2 separate regions of the Homo sapiens genome follow, and region 2 is linked to region 1. Evidence: chromatin loops called from intact Hi-C (ENCODE). Cell type or tissue: Calu3. All regions are shown on one strand. Each heading gives the region's core, and the rest is flanking DNA. Links, peaks and the distances in the headings are about the cores only.

Evidence for each region. Peaks named below come from ENCODE experiments on the same cell type or tissue, not always from the same donor. Only the 100,000 strongest peaks of a DNase experiment are listed, where the experiment ranks them.
Region 2: a loop joins it to region 1, with 4 times the contacts of the local background. A loop is called at or near these places in 6 of 110 quality-filtered maps.

The regions. Positions count from the first base shown.
Region 1 is chr17:28,252,232-28,261,923 of GRCh38, forward strand. No RefSeq gene overlaps it. Among named protein-coding and RNA genes, the nearest start is that of TMEM97, 62 kb to the right of the region's middle. In Calu3, for the core only: no CTCF peak of the experiment used is centred there; no DNase peak of the experiment used is centred there.
Region 2 is chr17:28,320,124-28,328,606 of GRCh38, forward strand. TMEM97 (transmembrane protein 97) reads left to right here. Exons shown (of 3, transcript NM_014573.3): 2 at 5,380-5,524; 3 at 6,411-8,483. The coding sequence ends at 6,670. IFT20 (intraflagellar transport 20) reads right to left here. Exons shown (of 5, transcript NM_001267776.2): 5 at 8,203-8,483. Among named protein-coding and RNA genes, the nearest start is that of TMEM97, 5.2 kb to the left of the region's middle. RefSeq lists an enhancer at 7,046-7,095. In Calu3, for the core only: no CTCF peak of the experiment used is centred there; a DNase peak (open chromatin) is centred at 6,148.

The DNA.
Region 1 (9,692 bases), core at 2,835-6,834:
GGTCTACAGGTGCACACAACCATGCCCAGCTAAATTTTAATTTTTTGTAGAAATGGAGTCTTGCTAGGTGGCCCAGGCTGGTCTCAAACTCCTGGCCTCAAGCGATCTTCCTGCCTTGCCTCCCAAAGTGCTGGGATTACAGGTATGAGCTGCCACACCTGGCCTGCACTTTCTAACTTATATATTCTATATTTATTATATTTATGTCCGATCCCTTCCCAGCGGCATCTCCTCCCTCAGTGTAGGCGTCATTAATTGCAGCTGGGCTCTTTGCTTATTTTGTCTATTGATGGATCACAAGCACCTAGAACAGTGCCTGGCACTTAGCAGATACTCAATAATACATATTAAATGAATGACTAACAGTTACACACAGGAACGCCAGCCTGATGATTCACACACCCAATGCACAGAGAATTTTGTGCCTGCAACACACCATGATTCACAGACTACGATGCCCATAAACATGATGCACACCCCCAGAGCTCCTAAGCCCCTCAACCCTCTTTTAACCGGGAACTCCACTCATCCCCACCATCCCAAGCAGGGATAAGAAGCCTTAGTAGCTGTCCTGACCATCAGAATGGCAGACGAGGCTGCCCTGGCCTAACCCCTTCATGCCCTTAGTGAGCCTGAGGAGGGCCCTTGGTGTCAGCCCCCATCCCCAGGCTCCTAGAGAATACAGCTGATAGGGGGCCCAAACATTACCATGGTGCTGGGCAGGTGCAGAGGAGCACAGCAAAGCGTCTCTGGCCAGGACCTGAGTCCCTTTATATTCCTAAGGATCCATGCCCCCTTTCCCGCTAAAGTTCCACTTCCAGCGCAGCCTTCTTTTCCTCCCCCTGTGTCATGACCTGAAAGTCCGGAACAGAGAGAAGGTGGGGGTGGAAGCACATGGGCTACCAGCTGTTCTGACCAGGGCACAGTCCCTGCCAGGGGCCCAGAGGTGTGGGTGGCAGAGGCAGGGAGGCCTGGGGAATAGGGTAATGTTTTGCTCCAAGTATACAGATCCAAGGAGAAACTGGCTCTGGGGTTGAGAGGGGGCTGTGCTTTTCCCAGGGGCTACTGTCAGGGAGTTATGCTGAGACCAGATGCCCCTCCCCATCTGGCTAGATCCAAGGTGCCTCCTTTCCTTACAGGGCTGCTGTGGGGTCCCAGCACCCCTTATTCCCCTTCCCTAGGCCTGCTGCCATGGGGAAGGGGTGGGGTTATGGTTTCTGGTTTCAGGATTGCAGGCCCCACTGCACAGCTTGGAGATTTTCTCAGCCTGCCTGGCCATTTTGGAGCCCCTGAGGCATGACCTGCTAAGCCTTCTGGAGGGTGGTGGGTCTTGACTGCTTGGATGATGAACTTAGGCCTTGGCTGCCTCAGGCCACAGAGCCTCAGCTGTGTGGCCTGTCAGGTCGCCTCTACCCGTTCAATATTGCCACCTTTCTGGGGCAAGGTTGTGAAATGTGCGCCGATTCTTCGTGCCCACCCCAACCCCAGAAGGGGCACACTAGGAAGAGCAAGGGCTTCTGGGTAGGAATCCTAAATTCACTACCTCCTGGCTGTGTGACCTTGATTAAGGGACATCATCTCCCCTGAGCCTCCACATCCTCATCTGTGAAATGGAGCTGGTTAGGACTGTTGTGAAGATGGATTTGGATTATGTAGCTCAGCCTTTGGACAGCTCCTGGCACATGCTAGATGATTAACAGGCGTGAGCCCCTCCATTCATGAAAGAAACGCTTTCTCCCATCTCCACTTCTGAAAGTGTCTCATCTTCTGGCCTCTTCTCCTTATTAAAACCCGCTCCTGGCCAGGCATGGTGGCTCATGCCTGTAATGCCAGCACTTTGGGAGGCTGAGGTAGGAGGATTACTAGAACCCAGGAGTTTGAAACTAGCCTAAGCAACATAGAGAGACCTTGTCTCTACAAAAAATTTTTTAAAAGCTAGGTGTGGCCGGGCATGGTGGCTCACGCCTATAATCCCAGCACTTTGGGAGGCCGAGGTGGGCAGATCACCTGAGGTCAGGAGTTCGAGACCAGCCTGACCAACATGGAGAAACCCAGTCTTTATTAAAAATACAAAATTAGATGGGCGTGGTGGTGCATGCCTCTAATCCCAGCTACTCGGGAGGCTGAGGCAGGAAAATCTCTTGAACTCGGGAGGCAGAGGTTGCGGTGAGCCAAGATCGTGCCATTGCACTCCAGCTTGGGCAACAAGAGCAAAACTCCATCTCAAAAAAAAAAGCTATGTGTGGGTGGCACATGCCTGTAGTCCCAGGTACTGGGGAGGCTGAGGTAGGAGGATTGCTTGAGACTGGGAAATTGAGGCTGCAGTGAACCAGGATTGCGCCACTGCACTTCCAGCCTGGGTGACAGAGCAAGACTCTGTCTCAAAACAACAACAAAAACAAACAAACAAGAAAACCCTGCTTTTGGTGGGGGTGTGAGAAACTCAATGTCAATGTCACTGAAGTTTATGGGATGGCTCAGTAGCCAAGTGAGACCAAGACTGCATTTCTATGGAGCCAATAATCTCTAGAAAAAGAAATGAGATTACCATGAAAAAATTCCATAGTACAGGGTGGGAGGAGATATCTAGGGACCAGTGTACCCTAAATACCAGTAAACAGGCTATTCCTTATTCCCATTAGTCACAGCCCAGTGCTGAACATCCCCCCGCCCCTACAAGAGCTCAAACGATGTGTCCTTTTGCAGTCTCAGCTGTCCTAACAAACCCAGGCTCTTTTGCAGGCACTGAGGGCTCTCAGCCCCTCACTCTTCTGGACTCCCTTACTAATTCCGGGAACTGTGGAGGGTTATGGGGAGGGAGGAAAGGTGGAAGAAAGGAAAGGAGGACGCTCAGAGGCTGCCTGCCAACCTCTGAGGGCAGGAGGCAGTGGTGGCAGCGCTGTGATGGGCAGGACGAGGGAATGCGGCTTGAGGACACAGCTCCAGGTGGGTATCCCTGTCAATCACCCCTTAAACTCTGACTGAAAGCTGCCATTTAAATGGACCTTCCAAATTCACTGTGGAGTATGTGCCCAGGTTCCCAGAGAGCAGCAGGACAGGGGCTCCAAGTTGGTGTGTGACCATTTGGACCGGCCCATTTCCAGGGCCCCTGAGATAAGCCCCGTGGGCTTCCTGTGAGGCATGATGGTTCTCAAATATCATTCTCTGCTACCCACTGTGGAACAGACCCAGTAATAGTGATCTTGAGTCTCCTGGCTGACTTGCCCCAGACTGACCATCCAACCCACTCTGGGACCACCGCTACTCCTCTCTGCTGGGGGTGGCCCAAACCTGGCCTCCCAGGGGCTCACTCCTTCCTACCTGCCCTCCAGTGCATCTGGGGTGCTGGTGACATCCCGAGAGAGACAGAGAGAGAGGCCATTAGCTAGGCTGCAGACCGTGGAGAGCAGCTGGCCTAGGAGGGGCCTGGCTGCCCTGTACAGCATCACTGCATTTTTTTTTTAAAGTCCCATAGAAGCCCTTTCCCCTTGGTGAGGGAGTCTCATGGTGTCCTGTGTTCTGCCCTCTAGACTGCATGCTTCCTGAGGGCAGCTGGGGTCTTGTTCAGCTCTGAACTTTCAGCATCTGGCACAGTGCCCAGCTCACCGTGGGCCTCCTTGGATGCTTAGGGGGTGGGTGGAGGTGGGAGGGAGGCAGGAGGAAGGGAGGGAGGAGCAGAAGGGAAGGAGGGACTCATGGATCAATGGATGTGACCCACAAAGGGACAAAGGGACAGATGAATGAGCGAACAAATACATGGCCTGGCTCACCTCCTCGGGCCTGGAAGCAGCTGCCACCCATGCTCACGTGTCCATGTGCTTAGCTTCACATGTGGATGTGGAAGAGGCAGAGGGAGGAAACCGAGGGACCCCCCATCTCATCTGTGGGCTCCTCCAAAACGGGCTTGTGTCTCCTCCTCTCTTGGATCTTCCTTGCTCCTCTGCTCCCCCAAACCTGAGGCTGGGCCACACCTGGCCTTCAACTGCCCCTTATTACCTCCCAGGACTCTTCTCATCTGGGACTTGCTAGGGCAGGAAGGGCAGTGTGGCCTGGGCACAGGGGCCAGGGAAGAGGAAAAGGTGGCCTCTCCCAGCCTCCTCCTCCCCCCAGCGTTCTTCTCCCAGCCCTCCTCCTCCCTGGCCCTCCTCCCCACCTCTCCTGAGCGGGCCCATCCTGCCCTCTAGGCTACAGTTCCAGCGCTCACGACGGAGCTGGAACTCAGGATGGAACTCAGGATGGGACTGAAACTGGAGCAGGCCCAGGTGTGCAGCGTCCCGCAGGGTCTCAGCCAGGTAGGGGTCCCTCCAGCAGAGCTGCTTCTGCCGCTGGGAAAACTTCAGCATCAGCAGGTCACACTGCTTCAGGTTGGCCCCACCCCGTGTTGGGGCCACCGCAGCGCCCAATCCTGGGAATGGCGTCAAGACCTCCCACCCCGTCAGGCTGGAGAGGGCAAGAAGAGGGAGATGGGTGAGCCTTGGGGATGGTGGCGTGGGGCAGATGAAGGGAAGGGGGCCTTCTCGGGGGCTTCATTTACTGCCCTTCTGGGTGGCAGGCTGACCCCATGGGGGTCCCATCCCCATTTTACAGATTAGGAAACCAAAGTTCCTGGAACAAGGTTTGCTGCAGGACCTTAAACCCAAGTTTTCCAGATTCCGATCTCTGCTCTTCTTATCCACCCTGTTTCCCAAACTTGCCCAGTTAGAAAAATCATCTGGAGTGCTTATTAAAAATACACTTTCCCAGGATCCATGCTGGGCAATTCGGAGTCTACTGGTCTGGAATTGAGCCTGGAAATATGTATATTTACCACATTCCCCGGCTAGCTTTTGTGATCCAAGAAGTTTGGGAAATAGCGCACATAGTATTTGTCGCTGCCTGGCCAGGAGAGCCACATTCCTAAGAGGAGGCCGGCAGAGGGGATGTGCACATTGAGCGGACACCCAGCCAAGGTCCCCTGACATCCCTCTCTCCCTTACATAATGTTGCTGCCCAGGTAATCCCATACCAATCTAACATGTTTCCATACTTCCCAGATAGACCTTCAACCATCTGACCACTTGGTGCCTGCTACAAATAGATGCCTGGGGAGGGAAGGGGAGGAAAAGAAAGGAGGGAAGGGGAGGAAAGGAAAGAAGGGAAGGGAGGAAGGACTGATGGATGGTTGGATGAAGGTGAAGGAGCTGAATTCCCATCAGGCCATCAATCCCAGACTTCTTGTTCTCCTAGATCCAAAGTTCATCGATTCTGGAGCCAAGCTGCCAAATTCTAAGACTGACTTTATAGCTGTGCGGTTTCCTTGGTTTTTCTCTTCTGGAAATTGGGGAGAGTGATCTTCTCTACCTCCTAGGGTTGCTGGGAGGATTATATGAAATGGACTAACCACATGCAGGCCTACCTTCCTGCTAACTGGAGTTTCCGAAATTTCTCTCGTTTTGCAATATGCTTTACTCTCCAACTAAGCAGAGTCTCCCCTTTGTCCAGATATGGAAATGATGGTTTAATGAGGAGGCTGCAACTGGCTTGGTCATTCAACATATTGGCAGCAGGGTGGAAATTGGAATTAGAGCTTGCCTTCCTTCTTCCCAGAAACTGTGAGATAGCTCTGCTGCTTCAAAATGTTTGCTGTCCTATACCCTGGTGGCCCCCAGTGTGGGTGGAATATACATCATTCCAGGACTCCCCCCCACCGAAAGAAGTAACCCCATTCTGGGGCATCCTGACCTCATAGCCATGGTAAAAGAGCAAAAGTGGGTTGGGTGTGGTGGATCACGCCTGTAATCCCAGCACTTTGGGTGGCCAAGGCAGGTGAATTTCTTGAGTCCAGAAGTTTGAGACCATCCTGGGTGACATAATGAAACCCCATCTCTACTAAAAATACAAAAATTAGCAGTGCATGATGGCACAAGCCTGTAGTCCCAGCTACTTGGGAGGCTGAGATGGGAGGATAGCTTGAGCCTGAGAGGCAGAGGCTGCAGTGAGCTGAGATCGCGTCACTGCACTCCAGCCTGAGCAACAAAGTGAGACCCTGTATCCAAAAAAAAAAGAGCAAAGCAAAGGTGGAAGCAGGGGATAGCTCTTAGAGCTCCTGCTTGGATGTGGCACTTGCCACTGTTGCTCAGGTGCCACTGGCCAAGGCAAGTCCTGTGGTCAAGCCAGGAGTGGTTAGAGAGGCCCACATCCCTCTGAGCCAAGGGCACAGCTCTCCTGTTTGAAGCCACCTGCCTTAGCCAGGATGTCTGGCTGGATGCCACACCCTCTCTGTATGCCCCAGAAGTCAGAAGCCTCACCAGAGGTTATGCAGCCTGGCCAGGCCCCAGGTACCCTCAGAAATCACCCGTAGATTCCAGTCCCATCATGGAGCATATCTCCGAAACCCCCAAGCAGAGGTAGGTGCTATTGGGCTCCCCCTGGCCCAGCCTGGAGTTGGGCTCCTCTCCCAGACACGGTGAGGGTAGTAACCTGTTAATCATTAATCTGGGGGCAAATCGGTTCATTTCCAGTCCACCAGTTCTACACCCAAACCCCTCCCTGCAGCCTGGCAGGAAACCCTCAGAGCTTGACCCTTGGCAGGTCCAGAGCAGAACAGGATGTCAAGCCCAGCTGAGGAGGCCACGCCTTGACTGGTTTCCAGTGTGGAGGGCAGCTTGGGGGCTGCAGAGCTACCTCGCCTTCAAACGCCCTCCTCCTCACCCTTCTGCTCACACAGTTCCCGTGTTTCAGAAACTAGACCTCCCTGGTAGCAGCTGATTGACTGACAGAGGGGAGAACAAGCAGGGAGTGATGGAAATTTTGGCCAATGAGGCTGCATATCCTTCAAGACCTGCCTCAAATGCCATTTTAATAGCTATTATTGTCATTATAGCTACATTCATATCATATGACATATGATATATAACACATTATTATTATTTTACTTAAGTTCTGGGATACATGTGCAGAACATGCAGGTTTGTTATATAGGTACACATGTGCCATGATGGTTTGCTGCACCCATCAACCCGTGATCTAGGTTTTAAGCTAAGCTGCATGCATTAGGTATTTGTCCTACTGCTCTCCCTCCCCTTGTCCCCCACCTCCCGACAAGCCCCAGTGTGTGATGTTACCCTCCCTGTGTCCTTGTGTTCTCATTGTTCAACTCCCACTTATGAGAACATGTGGTGTTTGGTTTTCTGTTCTGGTGTTAGTTTGCTGAGAATGATGGTTTCCAGCTTCATCCATGTCCCTGCAAAGGACATGAACTCATTCTTTTTTGTGGCTGCATATTATTATTAATTATTATTATTATTATTATTTTTGAGACAGAGTCTTGCTGTGTGGTCCAGGCTGGAGTGCAGTGGCGTGACCTCAGCTCACTGCAACTTCCGCTTCCCAGGTTCAAGCAATTCTCCTGCCTCAGCCTCCCAAGTAGCTAGGACTACAGGTCCCTGCCACCATGCCCAGCTGATTTTTGTATTTTTAGTAGAGATGGGGTTTCACTTTGTTGGCCAGGCTGGTCTCAAACTCCTGACCTCAAGTGATCTGCCCACCTCGGCCTCCCAAAGTGCTGGGATTACAGGTGTGAGCCACTGTGCCCAGCCCAAGCTGTGTTCTTGTCTGGGACTCCCCTATAGTGTGGAGTGAAGGCTCAAAGTTGGTTTGTCTAACTAAAGGCGTCATCCTTGATTATGACCTCTGACATCTGGAGAGTGCCAGAATTCCCTAGGCTGCCCTTGGGGGGCTTAGGGAACCTCGTCTCTATAAAAAAAATGTAATAATTAACCGGGCGTGGTGGTGTGCACCTGTGATCTTCTTCCTTTGCAGTACAAACTCTTATCGCTGCCTACTGGCCAATTGGCCAGGAACATGCACCCTGGTGTTTCAATCTCCAAACATTAACATTTTGCCTAACAACCAAACTATTCAGGTTCCTTTAGTAGTCCCTGTTTCCTCCTTCTCCACACACACCAGGCGGGCTGTACACTTCATTCTCTTTAGCAGGGGCAAAACATCTCTGCTACACTCAGCACCAGGATAGCTGGTTGGCCCTTTCTTAGGACCCCAAATTTTCCTCCTCATAATACTAACAATTGGCCCATGTGTACTCACTTCCTATCCCACTTTCTCTTCCAAAGGCTGAACTCCCTTGTCCAGGCAACACCCAGAAACACATTAATACCATCATTCTCTTCTGCCAAGTCCAATATCAGTGCCTCAAGGAAAACAGCTCTGGGTAGGGTGTGCTGGCTCACGCCTGTAATCCCAGCACTTTGGGAGGCCAAGGTGGGCAGATCACCTGAGGTCAGGAGTTCAAGACCAGCCTGGCCAACATGGTGAAACCCTGTCTCTACTAAAAATACAAAAATTTGCCAGGCATGGTGGTAGGTGCCTACAGGCTGGAGGCTGGAGAATTGCTTGAACCCAGGAGGCGGATGTTGCAGTGAGCCGAGATTGTGTCATTACATTCCAGCCTGGGCAACAAGGGCAAGACTCCATCTAAAAAAAAAAAAAAAAAAAAAAAGAAAGAAAACAATTGTGAAGTCAAACACCCACTGCTTCAAAACACAAACCTGAGTACAGCGCCCTATTCAGCAAGAAGCAGCCAGACAGTCAACAATGCCCCTCTTCCTTTTAAAGTAAAAGGCAAGAATGTTAGTCCAAACTGCACCATGTTGTAAGCTCCCTGCTATTTTGCAGATCTTGGTCAAAGTGAAACATTTCACAGGGGTTTGTGCTGTGAGAAACATCTTGCCTAACCACCTGACCACAAGGTGGACAAAGGCCCAACTAAAGAAATATCCCTATCATGTCTTGCTGGACAAAGATCCAAGGAACACCATGATGACATCCTGCTGGAACAAGGGCCAGAACAGCCACATCGTGGGAACGAATATCTCATCAATATCCTGCCGGGCAGCAAGCCATACTGCCCAGGCCACTCCCACCCATACCTATAAATTGCCCCAGCCTGTAAGCAGTGTAGGCTCTGGCATTAGGCTGGTCTTTTGTAGGTTTTATGCTGGATGTAAAGCCTGCATTTGCTGTTAAGCTGCCCTCTTTCTGTGTCTTTCTTTAGCCCTCACCTTCCCTTCAAAACCTAACAGCAGTAACATATAGTACAGTTCGTAGCTTAGGAGCTGTAGGCCATACCACATAGCCTAGGTGTGCTGTGGGCTATACCACCTGGGTTTGTGTAAGTATACGCTATGATGTTAGCACAAGGTGACATCACCTAATGACACATTTCTCAAGCTCCTCCTCATATGGCAAGCAATGCATGACTGTATATGAAAGCTCTTAAATAGGGATTAAGTTTCTAAATCTCTAAAAGAAAAAAGTCATTATTTACTGCATATGGACATTTTTTTTTTGAGATGGAGTTTCACTCTTGTTGTCAAAGCTGGAGTGCAATGGCAGGATCTTGGCTCACTGCAACTTCTGCCTCCCGGGTTCAAGCAATTCTTCTGCCTCAGCCTCCCATAGCTGTGATTACAGGCACCTGCCACCATGCTTGTTGTGGGAAGTCAGGGACCCCCCGAATGGAGGGACCTGCTGAAGCCGTGACAGAAGAACATAAATTGTGAAGATTTCATGGACATTTATTAGTTCCCCAAATTAATACTTTTACAATTTCTTATGCCTGTCTTTACTACAGTCTCTGAACATAAATTGTGAAAACTTCATGGACATTTATCACTCCCCCAATCAATACTCTT
Region 2 (8,483 bases), core at 4,473-8,472, 70 kb after region 1:
TCCTGTCCTCAGTTTTGTTTCTCCATCTTATCTATAACTGTAGGCAGGACTGACTTGTCTACCCGAAGATTTTATTTTGCGTCTGTTTTTCCTTAAATGCTTTTTATCTGCCGAGGAGGGGTTCTTTACCTGAGGGTCATGAACTCCCAAAAATGGGTGCAAGTGTGTGTGCCTTTTGTTTCCTGCAAGGAGAATATAGCTTCCATCGACTTTTCAAGGGGCCTAACTCTCCCAAAAAGGCCACGGCTCAAGAATGTTCTACCACTCCCATAAGTCACTCTTTTTTGTTTGCTTCTAGAACCAAACACAACTGGAAGACCTCTGACCTCCTTTTGCATGGGAAAAGCGTAGGTAGCGTGTAGCAAGTTGCAGTCTGGGGACTTGGTTCTTCCAAGAACTGGAGGTGACTTGGGCAGGTCAGGGCTCTATATCCTCCTCAACTGTTGAGAGAGTTGAGTTAAATTATAAGCTCAAACATATACAGGGTGGGTTAGTTTTCATATTGCTGTTGTAGTTACCACAAATGTAGTGATTTAACAGATTTATTTGTTTACAGTTCTGGAGGCCAGAAGTTCACAATGAAATCTTACAGTGCTCAAATCAAGGCAGGGCTCACTCCTTCTGAGGGCTCCAGGGGAGAATCTGGTTCTTGCCTCTTCCATTTTCTGGTGGCTGCCAATGTTCCTTGGCTTGTGTTCACGTCACTTCAATCTCTGCTTCGGGTCATCACATTGCCTCCCTTTCTGTAGTCAGAGTTCCCTCTGCTTCGCTTTTATAAAGACACTTGTCATACATTCAGGGCCCACCAGATAACCCAGAAAATCTCCCATTTCAAAATCCTTAATTACATCTGCAAAGTCCCTTTTGCCAAATAAAGTAATAGTCACAGGTTCCAGGGATTAGGATGTGGTTATCTTTGGGGGCCATTATTCAGCCTACTACAGGGCCAGAGAGTACAGACTCTTCCCAAAGACCGAAGAGGTCATCGCAGCTCTGCAGTAACCATTAATTGCCCTGAAGAAAGGAAAATCTACTACAGTGTTGGCCTATCTGTGGTTTTTGAAACCTGTGTGGCCAGCAATACTCAGACAGGCTGCCTGTTTACAATCTCTGGTGTTATAGGACCTTTTAATACTTGGTAATTAGCCTGCTACTCCATGTAGCCATTCCAGACTTCACAGCTGTTGTCTTCTTTATCCTTCCTGGATGTGCCATTCTCACAAGCCCGTCTTGCTCACCCCTAACAAAATACACTTAAAAGGTGCTCAGCATCATATCATAAAGATCCCATTTAAATGTTTACATTTGATAAAATTTTCTCAGTCTTTTTTTTAGAAACAGGGTCCTTTGTCACCCAGGCTTGGCGTGCTGTGATGCAGTCATGGCTTACCACAGCCTTGAACCTGAGCACAAGAGATCCTCCCACCTGTCTCCTGAGTAGCTAGGACTATAGGTGCACACCACCACACCTGGCTAATTTTTTATTTTTTGTAGAGATGATGTCTTACTGTGTTACCCAGGCTGGTCTTCTGGGCTCAAGCCATCCTCCTGCCTCGGGCTCCCAAAGTGCTGAGATTACAGGTGTGACCCACCGTGCCCAGCGTCAGCTTTATTTTTTTAATGCTGACTTACTGCAGAAGGCCCAAGGGCCAGTGCAGGCAGCATCTGGCCAGAACCTGTGTGTGTGTGTGTGTGTGTGTGTGTGTGTGTGTGTGTGTGTTTGTGTGAGATTTAGGCATTAGCACGGGCATCCTGGGTGTGTGTGTATCTGTGTGTGTGATGATGTTTGAAGGCATTAGCTCGGTGGCATCCTGGCATGGAAGGTCTGTGCCTCCATTCTTGTTGCTTTGGTGTAGGAAATGCTGATTTTGTTGCTTCTCTATGGGGCAAATAATAATAAACGCCTTGAGTTATTCTCATATTCTCTTTGAAAAATGCCAAAATTTAACATCTGTCATTTTCTTCCTGAAATAGAAGGAATGTTTCCCTAGAGTTAAAAAACCTGTAGGAGATCACCTAGTGGTTGGGCTGAAACATGCACAATAAATTTTTTTTCTTGGATTGCACCAAATCACTGCTTGGAAAAACTCATTTTTTTATTTACTTTTTGTTTTTCTTTCTTTTTTTTTTTTGATTTTGTTTTTGAGACAGTCTCTTGTCGCCCAGGCTGTAGTGCAGTGGTGCAATCTCGGCTCACTGCAACCTCTGCCTCTCGGGTTCAAGCAATTCTCCTGCCTCAGCATCCCAAATAGCTGGGATTACAGGTGCTTGCCACAACGCCTGGCTAATTTTTATATTTTGTTATAGATGGTGTTTCACCATGTTGGCCAGGCTGGTCTCAAACTCCTGACCTCAAGCGATCTGCATGCCTCAGCCTCCCAAAGTGCTGGGATTACAGGTGTGAACCACCACGCCTGGCCTGGAAAAACTCTTATTTTATTATGAAACAGTAAGAATTTAGTTTGGATAAGAACATGGTAAGGAGAGGATGGGAAGCATTTTGTAGTATCATTTGCAGCTGGGTAACATTGCTTCTGGTAAAAATAAGGAAAAACAAGTGAGCATCTGGCTCTGAAATCAGTCTGTGTTCCCATTCTAAATTATAGAAGTACAAGATTGGTGAGTAGCAACCACTGGTTTAGAGATCGTGCGTGCAGGCCAGGTGAATCTTTTATGTATAACAAGGGTGGGTTGAGTCAAATAGAGTCAGGTATAAGTGGAAACAGTTTCATTACCTTTGGTAGGGAGGCCATAACTAATAATTTTTAATGACCAGTCGTGAGCTGCGATTTTAATGGGATTAAACTTGAATATCTCCAAATATGTATTAATTACATTCAATTAATCATTATGTGCTAGCCATTATTTTAAAGACTACATGTATTAAGTCACTCTCTTACCAATAGTGAAGTAGGCACTATTACTGGCTCTATTTTATTGATGGGGACACAAGTGTAGGGAGATTAAAGGCCTTGCCTAAAGCCAGGCACTCTACCCCAGGTCCTACACGCCTCACCCATCTGCCAGGTGCCTGGGCTTTCTACTCTCCTACTCACAATTAGTCCCAGCCTCATTCTGGCATCAGGTGGCAGGTATATGACTGTGGGCAGATGGTTGGTTACGATTATGATAATTCATTATTACGACATCTGGGTGATTGTTTTTTAAATTTTGCTGATCTCATCTTGTAGGCCTTAGAAATTAAAGTGCTGTACAAGTCTGCCTCAGTTTATGAAATAGTTGGATCAGAGAGGTTGTAAACAAATTGAATAGAAAGTGAAGTTCAAATGGCCAGAATGCCTTTTTTTTTTTTTAATTTTTTTTTGAGATGGAGTCTCGCTCTGTCACCCAGGCCGGAGTGCAGTGGCTCGATCTCGGCTCACTGCAACCTCAGCCTCCAGAGTTGCTAGGATTACAGGCGTGAGCCACCACACCCAGCTAATTTTTGTATTTTTAGTAGAGACGAGGTTTCACCATGTTGGCCAGGCTGGTCTCAAACTCCTGACCTCAGGTGATCCACCCGCCTTGACCTCCCAAAGTGCTGGGATTATAGGCATGAGCCACCGGGCCTGGCCCAGAATGCCTCTTAAATTTTGCAGTCAGGCCGGGTGCAGTGGCTCACACCTGTAATCCCAGCACTTTGGGAGGCTGAAGCGAGGATCGCTTGTGCCCAGGAGTTCGAAACCAGCCTGGGCAATGTGGCAAAACCCCGTCTCTACAGAAAATTAGCTGGGCTTGGTGGCGCATACCTGTAGTCCCAGCTACTGGGGAAGCTGAGGTGACAGAATCATCTGAGCCCGGGATGTTGAGGCTGCAGTGGGCCGAGATCAAATCACCACACTCCACCAGCCTGGGCAACAGAGACTGTCTCAAAAAAAATAATAATAATTTTATAGTCAATCTTTTAAAGCAGGTAGTGTCATCCAGTATTTTTAAAAATCTAAAAAGCAAAAAAGGGATCTTAAGAAAACATCTAGTCCAAGTTGCTCATTTTACAGATGAGGAAGTAGAACCCTGGAGAGGGACAGTGACTTAGCCTTTGTGTTTCTTATCAATTCAATCCTATTCAAACCACATTCCCATCCAGAAAAGTGCTTAGAAGGAAGCGAAGGGCATTGCTATGAATTTCAATTTCAAATTAAGTACAAATTTGGATATCCTTTGGTCAATAAATTGGTTATCTAGCCAAAGCCTTTCTGAAATTAATAATATGCTAACAGGATATTTGTTTCTGGATGTTTGCTTAAAGTGCTCTTGCAGCAGTGGGGCTTCTATTTCACAATAGCGAGGCTTTATCTTTTGATTAAAAATTAACAGGAAAAATATTCTTGGATTTTCCATTGTAAGTAAGATAAATTCTTACCCTGGAGTTGCCTTTATTAATCATAATATCAAGACTTATTTGTCTTTGAAGGCCTGTGTGTCAGGGCAGCGCCACATCTAGGAGGTTAAATGTGACAAACGTTTAGTAGTCCACATAGAGCCAAGAGCACTAGGCTTTGGGCTCCTATAAAAGCCCAAGATGGGAAGCCTTAAACTCTGCTTCTTTTCTCTGCCTGTAGCCAGGTCAGCATGGATCCGCATCCTTTTTATTTGACAAGGTAATTACAAGCGTGGGGCCCAAGCTAGAACTGAGACGCTAAAACCCTGCATAACCAAGAAGCTACTAGGTAGTTTGTAGTTTGGGGCAGAGTTTGTTCTTCCACTAAAATCCTGTCTCCTAAAATAAACCAAAAATTAGAATTAGGGGAGTTAAGGAACTTGTTTGTCATATTGGAATTAAAGTGTCCAAAATTACATCGCCACAGAGGTTAGATTTACTTCCCCTTTCACTCCCACCCCCACCCCGCAAAAAGAAGAGGGAAATTCAATTCATTTCTGCATTTGAGGGAATCTGGCCTTTGGAGGAGTTTGGTGTGTAGTTGCCATTACAAAAGGGAAAGTGTCAGGATGGTTTTCATGTGTATTTGTTTTTTTAAACAAAGAATGATATTGTTGACAGAAATGTCACATTTGTTCATTCAGCGAACACCCTGAGTGCCTACCAAGTGCCAGATACTTATTGTTGCTCCTGACAGTGGCCAACACACCTGGATGTGTTATCTTGGAATTATGAACAGATTCTGGGTAACACAAAGAAGGGGCTGGAAGAGTTGAGAAAATTTCAGAGAAGGGAACATTTGAGTTAGGGATAGTAAGTTTTTATTAAATGACCACCTAGGCTGTGTCACAAAAGCCAGCTGGACATGCCATCTGCTGCCGGGGTAGTGGGGGGTGGCTAATTAATGACAGGCTCCTCCAGTGTATTTTCAAATGAGCTAGCGCCGAGCCTGTTGAGGGCAAGTGGCTGTAATTCATCATGATCGTTTTCTTTTTCAGTTTAGAAACCTGCTGAAGTGGTATGCTAAGGAGTTCAAAGACCCACTGCTACAGGAGCCCCCAGCCTGGTTTAAGTCCTTTCTGTTTTGCGAGCTTGTGTTTCAGCTGCCTTTCTTTCCCATTGCAACGTATGCCTTCCTCAAAGGTTGGTAAATGGTGGGAAAATCCCATTTTTACTCAGAAATCAGGTCCCAGAAATCTTTTGGGAAAGTATCTCCAAAGGGAAGGGGATGGTCCCCATAGTTTGTGGGAGAATGCTACAGGATCTGGGGTAAATAGCCAGGGTAGATCTTGTAAAGGGACATTAGTGTGGCTCAGGCTCATGTCTGTGGTCAGCAGGCCTGCACGGCTGCCTCAGTCGTCTGGAAATCCCTTGCATACACATGAAGCCTGAGACCACTTAAACAATGAGCTTGTTCCCTTTTGTTTTGTTCCCCAACAGAATTAATTTCTCTTTTTGTTGGCTTTTATTTCTCTGCGTTGGATAGTATCATACTGACTTATAAGCTGTAGCATCAGGCTAATCCCTAATGTGCTTCTCATTTTAAAATTATTCTTAGTGTTCTCATATAATCAATGCTTTTTTAAAAAGGTGACCATACACGTGTACTTGATAAGCTAAAACCACTGAAAATGCTCGTTTCCCATTGGCACCCCCTGGGGTCACTGAATCTGCCTTCTGATCCTCTCACCTATATATAATTACTGAACAAACAGATGCCATGGGGCAGGGATTTCCCTCCCCTTGGATTTTGTACCACACAGGTTTAACCGGTAATGGCAGTTTTATTGCCCTAGAGCTTTTCCGAGTTATGTTCTGACCCCCATTCTTGGTTCTTTGGCGAGCTGTCGGTGAGCTGTCACGTAAGTCTGCATGTTGGGCAGTGTGGCACATCCAGGTTTCCAGTTCCGAGTTTCCACTTGGAGAAGGGAGTAGAAGAAAGCAGGCAGGCAGAGACAGTGGGAAGGTCATGGACACCTTTGAGTCATGAACAGACCTAACCATTTTTCTTTTCCCCTGACTACCTCAGGAAGCTGCAAGTGGATTCGAACTCCTGCAATCATCTACTCTGTTCACACCATGACAACCTTAATTCCGATACTCTCCACATTTCTGTTTGAGGATTTCTCCAAAGCCAGTGGTTTCAAGGGACAAAGACCTGAGACTTTGCATGAACGGTTAACCCTTGTGTCTGTCTATGCCCCCTACTTACTCATCCCATTCATACTTTTAATTTTCATGTTGCGGAGCCCCTACTACAAGTATGAAGAGAAAAGAAAAAAAAAATGAAGGAAACAACCACTGGCCCAGGGTAGAGATGCCTACAGGGTGGTTGCTTGTTGGATACAATACAAGGAACACTGCTCAGAACCCACGTCTTCAGCAGCATTTGAAACACTGGCAGCAATGCACAAGAGCAAGATGGTGTCAGGAACCATGTCAAACCCTCACCTTCTTCCATTTTTTTTTTTTTTTTAAGACAGTCTCACTCTGTTGCCCAGGCTGGAGTAAAGGGCAGTGGCATGATCTCGGCTCACTGCAACCTCCGCCTCCTGGGCTCAAGCCATCTTCCTTAGCCTCCCAAGTAGCTAGAACTACAGGTGTGTACCAACACGTATGGCTAATTTGTTTTGTTTTTTTTGTGTGTGTGGAGACAGGGTTTTGCCATGTTGCCCAGGTTGGTCTCGAACGCCTAGGCTCAAGTGATCTGCCCACCTCAGTCTCCCTAAGTGCTGGGATTACAGACGTGAACCACTGGGCCCAGCCCAAACCTTCACCTTCTAAGGGCACTGGGATGAACAGACCGATCGGCTTGAGGGTGGGCAAAGGGGTGTGGGCTAGGTTATAAGGAAGTGGTACCAAATAACTGTGTGCCTGAGTTCCACCGCAAGATTACTAAAAGCAGGACCAGACCAGAAACTGCTAAAGAACATGGCCTGTTTGACATGTTCATGAGTCACCTGACCCACAGCATATATGCTTATGACTAAACCCTCCACTCCTGATTCTCAAGAGTGTATCACCTGTCAGCAAAATGAATAGTGGGATATTTTGGGCCATTTTAAATGTGAAATTTTGCCTCTTTAATGTTAATTCAAAACTATATCAATGTTTTCTTGTTCCCACCTCTAACCCAAGGAAAAAAGAGAAAACATACTATGCAAAGGAAGTTTAAACTTAAGTTTTCCTTAAGGGTCAGCCCAACAATGACTTTCAGTCAAATGGATTAAACTGGAAAATGTTTTTGTTTCTGTTGTAAACAGATCATCCTAGGCGAAAGTTTTTTTTGTTTGTTTGCTTTTAAATTAGTTTATTTCTAAATCTTAGTCTTCCACATTTCTAGAGGCCACCTGACACAAGTCCCTGTATCTGAAGTCTAGCATCTCAAGGCTGATCTGGAAGTGTGCTAGTATGCTCCCTAGTGGATAACTTAATCTTTTAATACAGTTCCGTCATTCCCATCTTGTTTTCAGAAGAGAAGGTGGCTACAGCCAGGCATAACATATCCACTGTGTGCATAGAGGGTCTCTTCACGTTGATGCTTGGCATTCCATCAGCTTTCTCTAAGTCTTTGCTCAAGTTCAACCTTAAAATGATGTTAGACAACAGGTCCCAGTCAGTTCCCTCTATTTTCACCCATTTTGCTCACAAGCCATATTGGCCCGATTAGTGGTACTGTCTGACTCACGTGTGTGATCCAAATAAAGGTAGCTGCTGACCACTGCCTGGTTTGTTTTGTGGACTAGGGGATAGAGAATCCAGGGTTCTCTCATGAGGAGTTAAACATATTTCAAGAGCAACAGGAAAAAAGGTACATCAAGCCATTTGAAAACAAAAATTTATTGCTTCTCCTTCCAAAGCTTTGTGAATTTACAAAAAAAAGGATGAAAGTTTACAAACTGCTTAGTTCCAACTAAGCATAAGAGGTGAGAACGTACACTGCAGGGCCACCAGCAGCAGCTGTGCACTGATGTTAAAACTGGCTCCCCCAGACTTGTAGTGCTGTCTTCAGGGGGCTGCATTCCTTACACGCCACCTCTTGTGACATAGGTCATTGGTCAAGCCGCTGGAATGCTACAGAGGTTTTTTTGGTTTTGAGAGG